Linked DNA regions of Homo sapiens: region 1 is linked to region 2. The links are chromatin contacts, found by Hi-C or POLR2A ChIA-PET in ENCODE. All regions are on one chromosome and are shown on one strand. The core of a region is the stretch at or near the end of the contact, and the rest is flanking DNA. Distances in the headings are between cores, read along the strand shown.

Region 1 (4,686 bases), core at 778-3,277, 150 kb before region 2:
AGCCACCGCGCCCGGCTCCAATTGGTCCATTTCTCTAATTACTTTGCTCCCTTCCCCAAAACCCTGAACTGGAAAAAAATGAAAAAAAAAAGCCTGTGATATATATGGCAATCATGCTGGGAAAGTCAGAGCCCTGCAGATTTTAGAAATGACAAGGGAGAACTCAGTGTAGAATAACCTGTGTCTAGCCAAAGCTGAAGCCTGGCCAGGCTCCATGTATGTTGTGAAAATTCTTTGGCCACAGTCCTGATGTCCTAACATCTGAGGTTGCATCATTCTTCCCGTAGTTGCTTCTGGACTGAGTGTCAACAGCGTATGATGAAAACATGTCAGGGTAGAGGTAAAAGGTATTTGTCATATTTTCTTTTTCTTCCTTCCTTCCTTCCACAGAAGAGTGGAGAAAATATTTTAAAAGACCACCACAGAAATAAAGAATACAGTGAAAATGAAAGGTAGAAAATTCAATTCATGGTAAAATTCTTATTTTTCCTGTGCTGTTTGGCTTGACCCTTCCCTTTCCTGAAGCCCTCATATGGCTTCCCAAGATGTCAAACACATATCTTCTGTGCTAGTATCATTTAGGAGGGACAGCAGCAGGCAGCATGGAACACAGGAGAAACAAAATAGATTAACAGTGGATTGAAGAATCTTGGCAACTGTGGAAAATACTTTTAAAAGGAGGCTGGAGGCAAATTTCTCTTAGAAAATTTAATAGCAGAGGCCTGGCACGGTAGCTCACACCTGTAATCCCAGCACTTTGGAAGGTCGAGGAAGGCAGATCACTTGAGGTCAGGAGTTTGAGACCAGCCTGGCCAACATGGTGAAACTCCACCTCTTCTAAAAATCCAAAAATTAGATGGGCATGGTGGCAGGCACCTGTAATCCCAGCTACTCAGGGGGCTGAGGCAGGAGAATCGCTTGAACCTGGGAGGCAGAAGTTGCAGTGGGCCGAGATCACACCATTGCACTCCGGCCAGGGGGACAGAGAGAGGCTCTGTCTCAAAAAAATAAAAAGAAAAGGAAAGAAAACTTAAGAGCAGTTGCTGAATTTATGCCTTATGATTTAGATCATTTCTAAGTGTCCTCTCACTGACCTTTACTTAAGGCCATGATACTCTACCATCTTCTAATATCTCATGATTCCCTTGATCCCTTCCCAGTATGTGACCACTCTATTTGAAATAAAGTCCAGATTGACTAGCATTTTCCGTCAAAGGGTCAGAGGAAGAGGTGGAACTGGAAGTTTGAGGTCTGTATAATTGGGGGTAGTGAATACAGTGGATGGAAAGGATTTGATTAGGATGTCTTAGTGTCCTGAAGTGCCTGGAAAGAAAATGTAGGTAAAAGGGATTTCCCTTGTGTCCAACCCAGCATAGATCAACAGGTAAGTTATATATATATATATATATATATATAAATTCGCCAGGCTGGAGTGTGGTGGCACTATCTTGGCTCACTGCAATCTCTGCCACCCGGGTTCAAGCGATTCTCCTGCCTCAGCCTCCTGAGAAGCTGGGACTACAGGCACGTGCCATCACGCCCAGCTAATTTTTGTATTTTTAGTAGAGACAGGGTTTCACCATGTTGGCCAGGATGGTCTTGATCTCTTGACCTTGTGATCCACCTGCCTTGGCCTCCCAAGTGCTGGGATTACAGGTGTGAGCCACAGCACCCAGCTGAAGTTATATTTTATAGATAGAAAAAAGGCAGCACTACTGGTGCACCAGAAGCTGAGTGGTCCAAGGACATTAGGATTCTGGAGGGTTCGCTTCAGCTTCCTTTTTTGAGAAACACTAACTTAGTACAAAGTCGATTGAATCATTGCCTTTCTGCATTTATTTGACTGCCGTTTCCCAAATGTCAGCTTACTGAATAAAAAACTACCCTGAAATTCTGCTTTCCTTGGACTCTCCTCTATTGAACTTGGTTGAATAGAATGCCTGACTCCTGCCTAACTTGGCTTTGTTCACCCTGGCTCAGGCTGAAGCAACTGGACAAGTTGGCTCAGAGTCCGAGGAGTTAGAGCCTGCTGACCTCACAGCTACCCTCCCCCTTCTCACATGGCCAGTTCCTGCCCAGTCTAGTTTGTGAATAGTTCTTGGAAAATACCCTGGAGGAGAATAGAGTCACTAACAATAGCGACTCTCTTTTTAGCCTGAACCTCTTAGTACTCAGGACTGTGAACCTAGGAAAACCAAAAATAACAAATGTAATTGCAGTGGGTTACCCTCTATTTCTATTATTACCAACATCCAGTCATTCTGGTAGATATTTAGCTGCTTGTCGTGGAAAAATAACTGGGTTTATAACCAGACAGAGCTAGATTCAAGACCTAGCTCAGCCATTTATTAATTTTATGACATTGGACAAGTCCCTAATTTGAGCCCGTTAGAATTGAAAGAGGGAATGTACATGTAAGTGCTTGGAAACGTGCAAAGTATTATACAGTACAAAGTCAAACCATTAATATTGGGAAATAGGGATAATTTGAAAGTTTCAGGAAACAGAATAATTTAATTGTTCAAAAAACACTTGAATCAGCCCGAAGCAAAATGGGGCTTACTAGTCAACACCAGTCTTAAAAATAAACAACTAAACTATACTGTAGTTAGTTTCTGTTTAAAGTTAAAGGCAGTCTTCCCTTTTGTTCATGATGAAGTTGGAAATGGGGAAGGACTTATCAGATCCTTTCATATCAGGGAATGACGCAGAAGGATGATGGGCCCTCACACCTATTAAGTACAGGAAAGATGGCCATTGCTTACATGCTGGCTCTGCTGGCAAACTGTTTTTTTTTTTTTTTTCTCTGAAGTTAAGCCCTTGTTTTTGCCACTTAGTATTTTTATTTTATATATAATGAAAGGGGTTGGTTCTTCAGACTTGGGCATATTTTTACCCTATATCACTCTTGTGCATATATAAAAAGGGAAACAGGCCAGGCATGGTGACTCATACCTGTAATCCCAGCACATTGGGAGGCCGAGATGGGCAGATTGCTTGAGCTCAGGAGTTCAAGACCAGCCTAGGCAACATGGCAAAAACCCATCTTTACCAAAAAAGATACAAAAATTAGCCAGGAATGATAGCACAAGCCTGTAGTCCCAGCTACTTGGAGGCTGAGATGGGAGGATCACTTGAGCCCAGGTGGTCGCGTTATCAGTGAGCCAACATTGTGCCATAGCATTCCAGCCTGGGTGACAGAGTGAGACCCTTTTTAAAAAAACAAAACAAAAAAAAAAAGCCCTGGTGCGGTGGCTCACGCCTGTAATCCCAGCACTTTGGGAGGCCAAGGCAGGTGGATCATGAGGTCAAGAGATCGAGACCATCCTGGATAACATGGTGAAACCCCGTCTCTACTAAAAATACAAAAAAAAAAAAAAATTAGCCCAGCGCGGTGGAGGGCGCCTGTAGTCCCAGCTACTCAGGAGGCTGAGGCAGAAGAATAGCGTGAACCCAGGAGGTGGAGCTTGCGGTGAGCCGAGATCGCACCACTGCACTCCAGCCTGGGAGACAGAGCAAGACTCCGTCTCAAAAAAAAAAAAAAAGATACTCCCCCAAGTCCAGATCCCTATGGTAGCTTCCTGCTCTAGTTCTTCTTTAACAGGCTCAGTTTCAAAGATTACCATCTACCTCACTGTTCTCATATCCCGATACAATGATCTCTAGCCCCTGGCTACCCTCTGCTGTCTCCAGAGAGCCCCCAGGTTGCTGCCCTCTATTGTCTTAGACATCATGTCCCTCTCTCTACCAGGTAGTGGGGCCACAGTTCTGTCTTGTAGTAGTGTTGGCTTTGCAGTAGCTTAAGAAAGAGCCTATCCTGCTGGATATCTTACTTGCAGAATCTGAACTAGTTTGTAGAGCAGCTTCCCAATTCCAATGGTGAAATGTCCTAGAATCTTTTATGGTGGGATGGTGCCTGAAGCTCTTGTGAGTGGAGAAGCTGTTGCTGGTGCCTCCTGGGCTGCTTCTGCCCTTGTTCTTTTTGTAATTTATTTATTTACTTTTTAGAGACAGTTTCTGGCTCTGTCACCCAGGCTGGAGTGCAGTGGCCCAATTATAGCTCACCGCACCCTCAAACTCCCGGGTTCAAGCAGTCTTCCCATCTTGGCCTCCCAAAATGCTGGAATTGCAGGTGTGAGCCACCATGCTTAGCCCTTTTTAAAATTTCTAATGGTCTCATGGCTAACGACTGGCAGGAAGATAATTTTCAGATTTACTTATCTTCATTTGTCTTGCTGCTATCTTCACATAACCTCCTGTAATGGAGGATTCTCTAATTTAGAGTTCTATGTTCTGTACCTTCCCCTTGCTTCCTATCTTTCCATCTGGACCTCAGCACTGACCTGGGAAACTCTCTCTCATCCCATTCATTTATGCAGCCTTTATTCTGTTATTATTATTATTTTCAGATCCAGACCTACAGATGCAGCCTTTACTCTATAAGATTGAAAGGAGAGATCTCCCTACTGGCCCTTTTGCTGTTTTCACAACACTCCTGCTAGTGATCTCTACTACTGTAGTCACCACACTCGTTCTGCCTTCTGGGGATCCCTTGGCAGCCCCTGGCCACATGCTAGACATGCTCTCCAAGGATATGCATGAAGCACCCGCACAGCTAATTTAACACCCACTGAGGACGCGCTGGTGGTCCTGCTGTGACCATCCTGGCTCCTTTTCCTCCTGGGC
Region 2 (5,399 bases), core at 954-3,453:
GACTGGGGGAAATGAAATGATAAGGTCTGTAGTAAACTAAATGGTATTCACAATTAACAAAATAAAACCCCAGGGAAAAGCTCCAACACCTCCACTATTAAATTGGGATTTGCTATGAAATAAATATTATAAACAAAGAACAAAAGCTAACAATACAAAAAAACTAGGTCCTTTAAAGAAACAAGAAAAATCAAGTGGAAAGACAAGAGCACATCTATATAGACTTCAAAACATGAAATAATGTTTACACTAAATGAACTAACATCTCATTTTGGTGGACCTAAGAGAACTATTCTAATTCCCTAAGTATTACAAATCCATGCACAACAAATAACTGCTCATTAACACAAGCTCTTGTTCTCTCCATGGAAATAATAGCTCTACATTTTATTTTTGAAAAACAGTAACAAGTCTGAAATAAAATAGTATTAACTTTTTACTCCATTAGAAAAAATTTAAACTGGTTCACTCATCCTTTCTTTCCATGCAATTACTGTATTATTTTAAAACATCTGAGTAAAAAGAAATCTATAATATATCCATTTAATTCAACCTAAACTCTAAATATACAAATGAAGGCCAGGTGTGGTGGCTCACGCCTGTAATCCCAGCACTTTGGGAGGCCGAGGCGGGCAGACCACTTGAGGTCAGGAGTTCGAGACCAGTCTGGCCAACATTGTGAAACCCCATCTCTATTAAAAATACAAAAATTAGCTGGGCGTGGTGGTGTGTGCCTGTCATCCCAGCTGCTCTGGAGGCTGAGGCAGGAGCATTGCTTGAACCCAGGAGGCGGAAGTTGCAGTGAACCAAGAACGTGCCACTGCATTCCAGCCTGGGTGAAAGAGTGAGACTCCATCACGGAAAAAAAAAAAAAAAAAAATACACATACACACACACACACACACACACACACACACACACACACACACACACACAATTCTGTGAGCTTTACTTATACCTGAAAAAATTAACTGGTAATTTCAACAATCTTAAAAAATATTTAGCTTAATACTTTTGATGAGTTTCTTCACATAATTAAAAGCTAATAGTCAACTGGAAAATGTTTTCCTAATTAAATGTATTTGTATTTAAATTGCAATAATGGAGAACTGAAATTTATATATAAAATCATTCAATTACTGACAATCTAAAAAAATTTCCCCTTTAAAAAAAGAACTATTATGCTAAACTGATAGGTATACATAAACACTAATCTCATTTAATTATATTAATTTACCCAATTCTTAACGTTTAGCATTGAAGACAATTTATACTAATATTTAACCAATTATTTTCTAATAATGATTATTTAGAATGTCAGATACTTTATTTTGTTTACTTCTGTATTCCTTGCAACAGAACACTGCCTGGCTCATAGTAGGTTCTCAGTATATATTGTTAATTGAATTAATAAATCGTTTATCCTATAAGCAAAATCAACTGACTGCATTCATTGGGTTTTTCACACAACTAGAAGTTAGATGAAATGATATTTAAAGAATATTGTTTAAAGAATGTCTGAATATCAATAAAGTTTAATTAACCTTTAATTTTAAAAAGTAATCTAAAATTTCTTACCTGGTAGGGCTGAAAGGCACTATCTTCAGTTAAAAAATCCAGTTGCTTATCTACAAGGAATTCTACTGCAGTGACTGAACTGGGTATATTTCTTTCAACCAGAGGTTTGAAAGTCTGCCAAGAAAAAAAAAATTTCTAATGATAATTTTCTGGGTAGTATCCTGAAATTATGAAGGAACACACACCAATACAATGTATCAATGTCATTATCACTACAGAGTCTTAGGGTACCTAATATTAATTTTCATATTATAAACTAATGCTTTTATCTACACCATAAGGTATCTGTGTTTATTTAAAAGAAACAAACTAGATCTACATGTGATATGGGCATATTTGAGTATACTAAGTCCCAACTGTTTACTTTTAAAAAGGGATGTAATAAAATATGCATGTGTGTAAAAATGTCTGCTTAAAAAGAGAAATTGCTTTTGAAACAGTAAACTGGGTTGTAGAGCTATTTACCCCCACCTTTTTTTTTTAACTGTATTATTTCTTATTAAAGAGAGTAGTTATTATTTCAATGTACACTTTTTGTCTAGCTCATTCACATTAAGCAGGATTTTAAATGATCAGGAAGTATCTGGTCTTTTAACTCCACCCCTTGCACTCCCACCCCCGCCCCTGCACCAAGCACAGATAAAAATCCCGCAGCTTCGGTGAGAGAAGCATGGAGGAAGGGAGTAGAGAGAGTCCGGTAAGAAGTACTACACAAAACTCTACTTTGCAGTCAAGTCCAAATCTCCACTACTTCTTTTAAAAAAAGTCAATCCAAGGTCATTTGATTCCTTTAAGAAGATACCTTTAACATATGAGATTTAACTCGTATCTTGGGTGGGGATGACAGGGACAGAGCCAGGGTAGGAAGAGGAAGGAAACAGGGATACAATGTATAAATTTCTTTATGACTATCACACTCACTTTCAAAGTAGATGAAGATTAAATAAAATACAAGTGTCTTATATTCATGGTACTGTTCTAAAAACTTGAAAATGAAAACAAAATTCCACCATTTTAAAAACACAGCTGCTTTACTATAAAAAAATTTTTTAACTGGAAAAAAGTTCGGAAAACAGAATTAATAATCAACTCAATTTCTAAGTTACCTATATCACATGGAGAAATCTTTCTAGCTACAGGGTAATTTGTGTTAATATTTCCACACAAAACAAAGATTTTGGCATAGACAGTACAAATTACCAGGCATTTCAAAATCATTGTGTTTCCCCTTTCTCTTATTCTGTCTTAAAAAATATATAACATTTTGTTAATAACAATAAACATACTCCAGGGAAAAACTTCAAGATGTTTGGTTTGGAGTGGCTTTTAAGGAGTTAATTTCTATATTTAAGAAATTCCTAAGAGGAATTTCAGGTTGACTCACTGCAATCTGTAACAATGTTTCAAAGTTAAAAATTTAATATTAAATTTAAGCAAGTCTTATTTCTATGCTATCTACATCATGAAGTTACAAATAATATTTTCTTAATTAAAAAACAGGAAAAACTCTCTTATATTCTCACTTATTTTCGATATTTAAGATCAGAAAATCTAGTCACAGTAATATCCTCTCTCCCATATCCTAGGCTAACCTTTTAAGCACTCTATTATTTATCAAAATTACTATTATTTGGGTGAGAAATCACATTTTCAAAATAGAAAATCCTCACATTATTTAGCTATTTCCTTCTACTGTTATCATTTAACACTTTTCAATTACATAAAATCCTATAGGATTTCATAAAATCCTATTTATTATTTTACTTAAGTGACAAAAAGTTTGTAAGAAATTCAAGAGCATTTATTGTATTTAGGCTTTAAAAGTGTCCACCACTACGTGACCAATTGACATGAAATATGTAACATAAACAGGGATATTCGGCTGATCCCTACTGTAAAAAATGTTTTTTCATATTATATCTCTGTCAGTTTAGTTTTTAAGTAAACTAGAAAACACTGGCATCTTCTCAAGAGGACTTTTAATCCTTGAACATTATCAAATGATCTATTTCTTTTCAAACAGTACCATATCAGGTCAACTCATGAAGGTTAACAAAAAGGTCCACAAAAGGTATTATCTAAGTGGCTAAAGATACAATTCAATTAAGTAGGATTTGAAAAAGAAGTAAAGTTCTCCTTCTGGAGTGCCTCTTTCTTACGCAAATAATACAGGTGGCTTGCATTTCCTATGAGACCTAGTCATTTTATAATATGAAAAACATTCTTCTGAAGAGAGCTCTCCTTTTCAAGGTAGGCCAGAGTTCTAAGGGTAAATTTCAACAAGCCGACCAATGATTTAAATTATTCTAAGTTAATTTGAAAAAAGGATTTCTAAGCTAAAAAAATTCTCACGTTTTAAGATGTCTCATTGAAAGCCAAGTAAAATTTGGCTACCAGAAATCTAAGAAAACTAGCTGACAATGATCAAATTTGAATACTCTTACAAGGACATGAGTACTTATAATCATTTACAAGTGGAAGTCCAAAGTATATCATGCTTCTTAAATAGCAAATAAAAAGTGCTGATAAATACTTTTATAGTATTTGTTAAAAGAAATGTTTCAATATTTATTAAATGAGAAACAGTGAATATGTGTGACTGCTCTACTTTAAGGAAAAATGAAAGGCAAACAACATATGAAGTGATATTAAAATACACCCCGGTTTTTTTAACTGGCAAAACAACCATGTTAAGTATTGCTAATTTTTGTATTAGTCTAGTACATTTCAAAGGAACATTATAAGTTTAAAAATAATAAAAAACATATTTAAATAAAAACAAATGGGTCCTACAGCTGGTATGATGAAATTTGTAGTAAATAGTTCATGGGTCTAGGTGCACTGGAATGTAAAGAAACTAGAACTCATGCATAACTAATTCAACACTCTAAAGATATATCATTCTATGAGTAACTTCCACAGCCTAAAGGGAAGCAATGAGCTAACATCTGATGAAAGTCACAGTAGAATATGGCCCTAATCACAAAAGACTATCATTCAAATGCTCTAAAAAGCCTTTGAAAACCAAAATGAAAATTACTAACACTAAATGTTCAGTTGAAACAAAATGCTTTTTCAATTTTATTAGAGTGAGAGTTTTTTTTAAGGTCATTTATCAGTGTTAAACATACTTTTTAAAAATAGTCTACGGCCAAAATAAATATAGTTGAGAGCCTGCATTTCTAGTAGGGCCTACCAAACTATAGGAAGAATGCTTAGAACAACTGTATCCTGTTTGGGGCTCCATGCTGCACCACATTCCATTCACATGAGGAAGACGCGAACAGATGAGCCCTCCCCGAAAAACATTTTTAAAATAAATCAGCTACAGCTCTTAAACACAACTCAGCTGCTCAAACAAACGATGTTAAAGCTCACCATTTCACATTTAACAGGAAATTCAAGGAGCTTATGTCTGCAGTCTTAGTTTCTAACAATCTCCGGTTAACAGTTAACAATTCCAAGTTAAAAAAAAAAACAGGCTTATTAACTGCAAAAATACTAATATAAATCTCACCAAAGGTAAATACTAAAGCAGAAAACAACCTAAGCAACATTTTAGAAGTTAAGATTTAGTCTACCAAAAAAAAAAAAAAAAAGGACTGGAGTGACTTGAAAGAACAAAGTCCAAATTCCCACCCAAGCAGGTCTATTGAAAAACACGATACTGTTAGAAAACAAGTTGGGGGTGGGGAAGGGAATAACCAAAAAAAAACCTTACAAAACAAATACCCCCACTTTCCTTGAAACACTAGTCTGAAAATCCTAATTTGAAGCACTTCTGCCATAATACTTTAAACAATTAAACTCGTTTTTTAACA

Evidence for each region. Hi-C counts contacts between places; a loop is a spot of excess contacts on that map. ChIA-PET counts read pairs that join two places held with the same protein, here RNA polymerase II (POLR2A). Pooled maps may share reads with other maps.
Region 1: a map of gastrocnemius medialis shows a loop between it and region 2 (4-fold over the local background). The contact joins two enhancer-like sites. A Hi-C loop is called at or near these places in 1 of 168 maps with a recorded cell type or tissue (gastrocnemius medialis) and 3 of 50 pooled maps. POLR2A ChIA-PET finds 5 or more read pairs at or near these places in 2 of 52 experiments (A549 and activated CD8-positive, alpha-beta memory T cell).

The regions. Positions count from the first base shown.
Region 1 is chr10:63,113,929-63,118,614 of GRCh38, forward strand. No RefSeq gene overlaps it. Among named protein-coding and RNA genes, the nearest start is that of NRBF2, 17 kb to the right of the region's middle. Within about 2 kb of position 2,028, at least 21 of the 41 ENCODE cell types and tissues checked have a DNase peak (open chromatin) inside an H3K27ac peak, as active enhancers do; they include gastrocnemius medialis, where a contact is called at or near this core.
Region 2 is chr10:63,263,073-63,268,471 of GRCh38, forward strand. It overlaps JMJD1C (jumonji domain containing 1C), which reads right to left. Exons shown (of 26, transcript NM_032776.3): 3 at 1,579-1,692. Among named protein-coding and RNA genes, the nearest start is that of MIR1296, 110 kb to the right of the region's middle. Within about 2 kb of position 2,204, at least 24 of the 41 ENCODE cell types and tissues checked have a DNase peak (open chromatin) inside an H3K27ac peak, as active enhancers do; they include gastrocnemius medialis, where a contact is called at or near this core.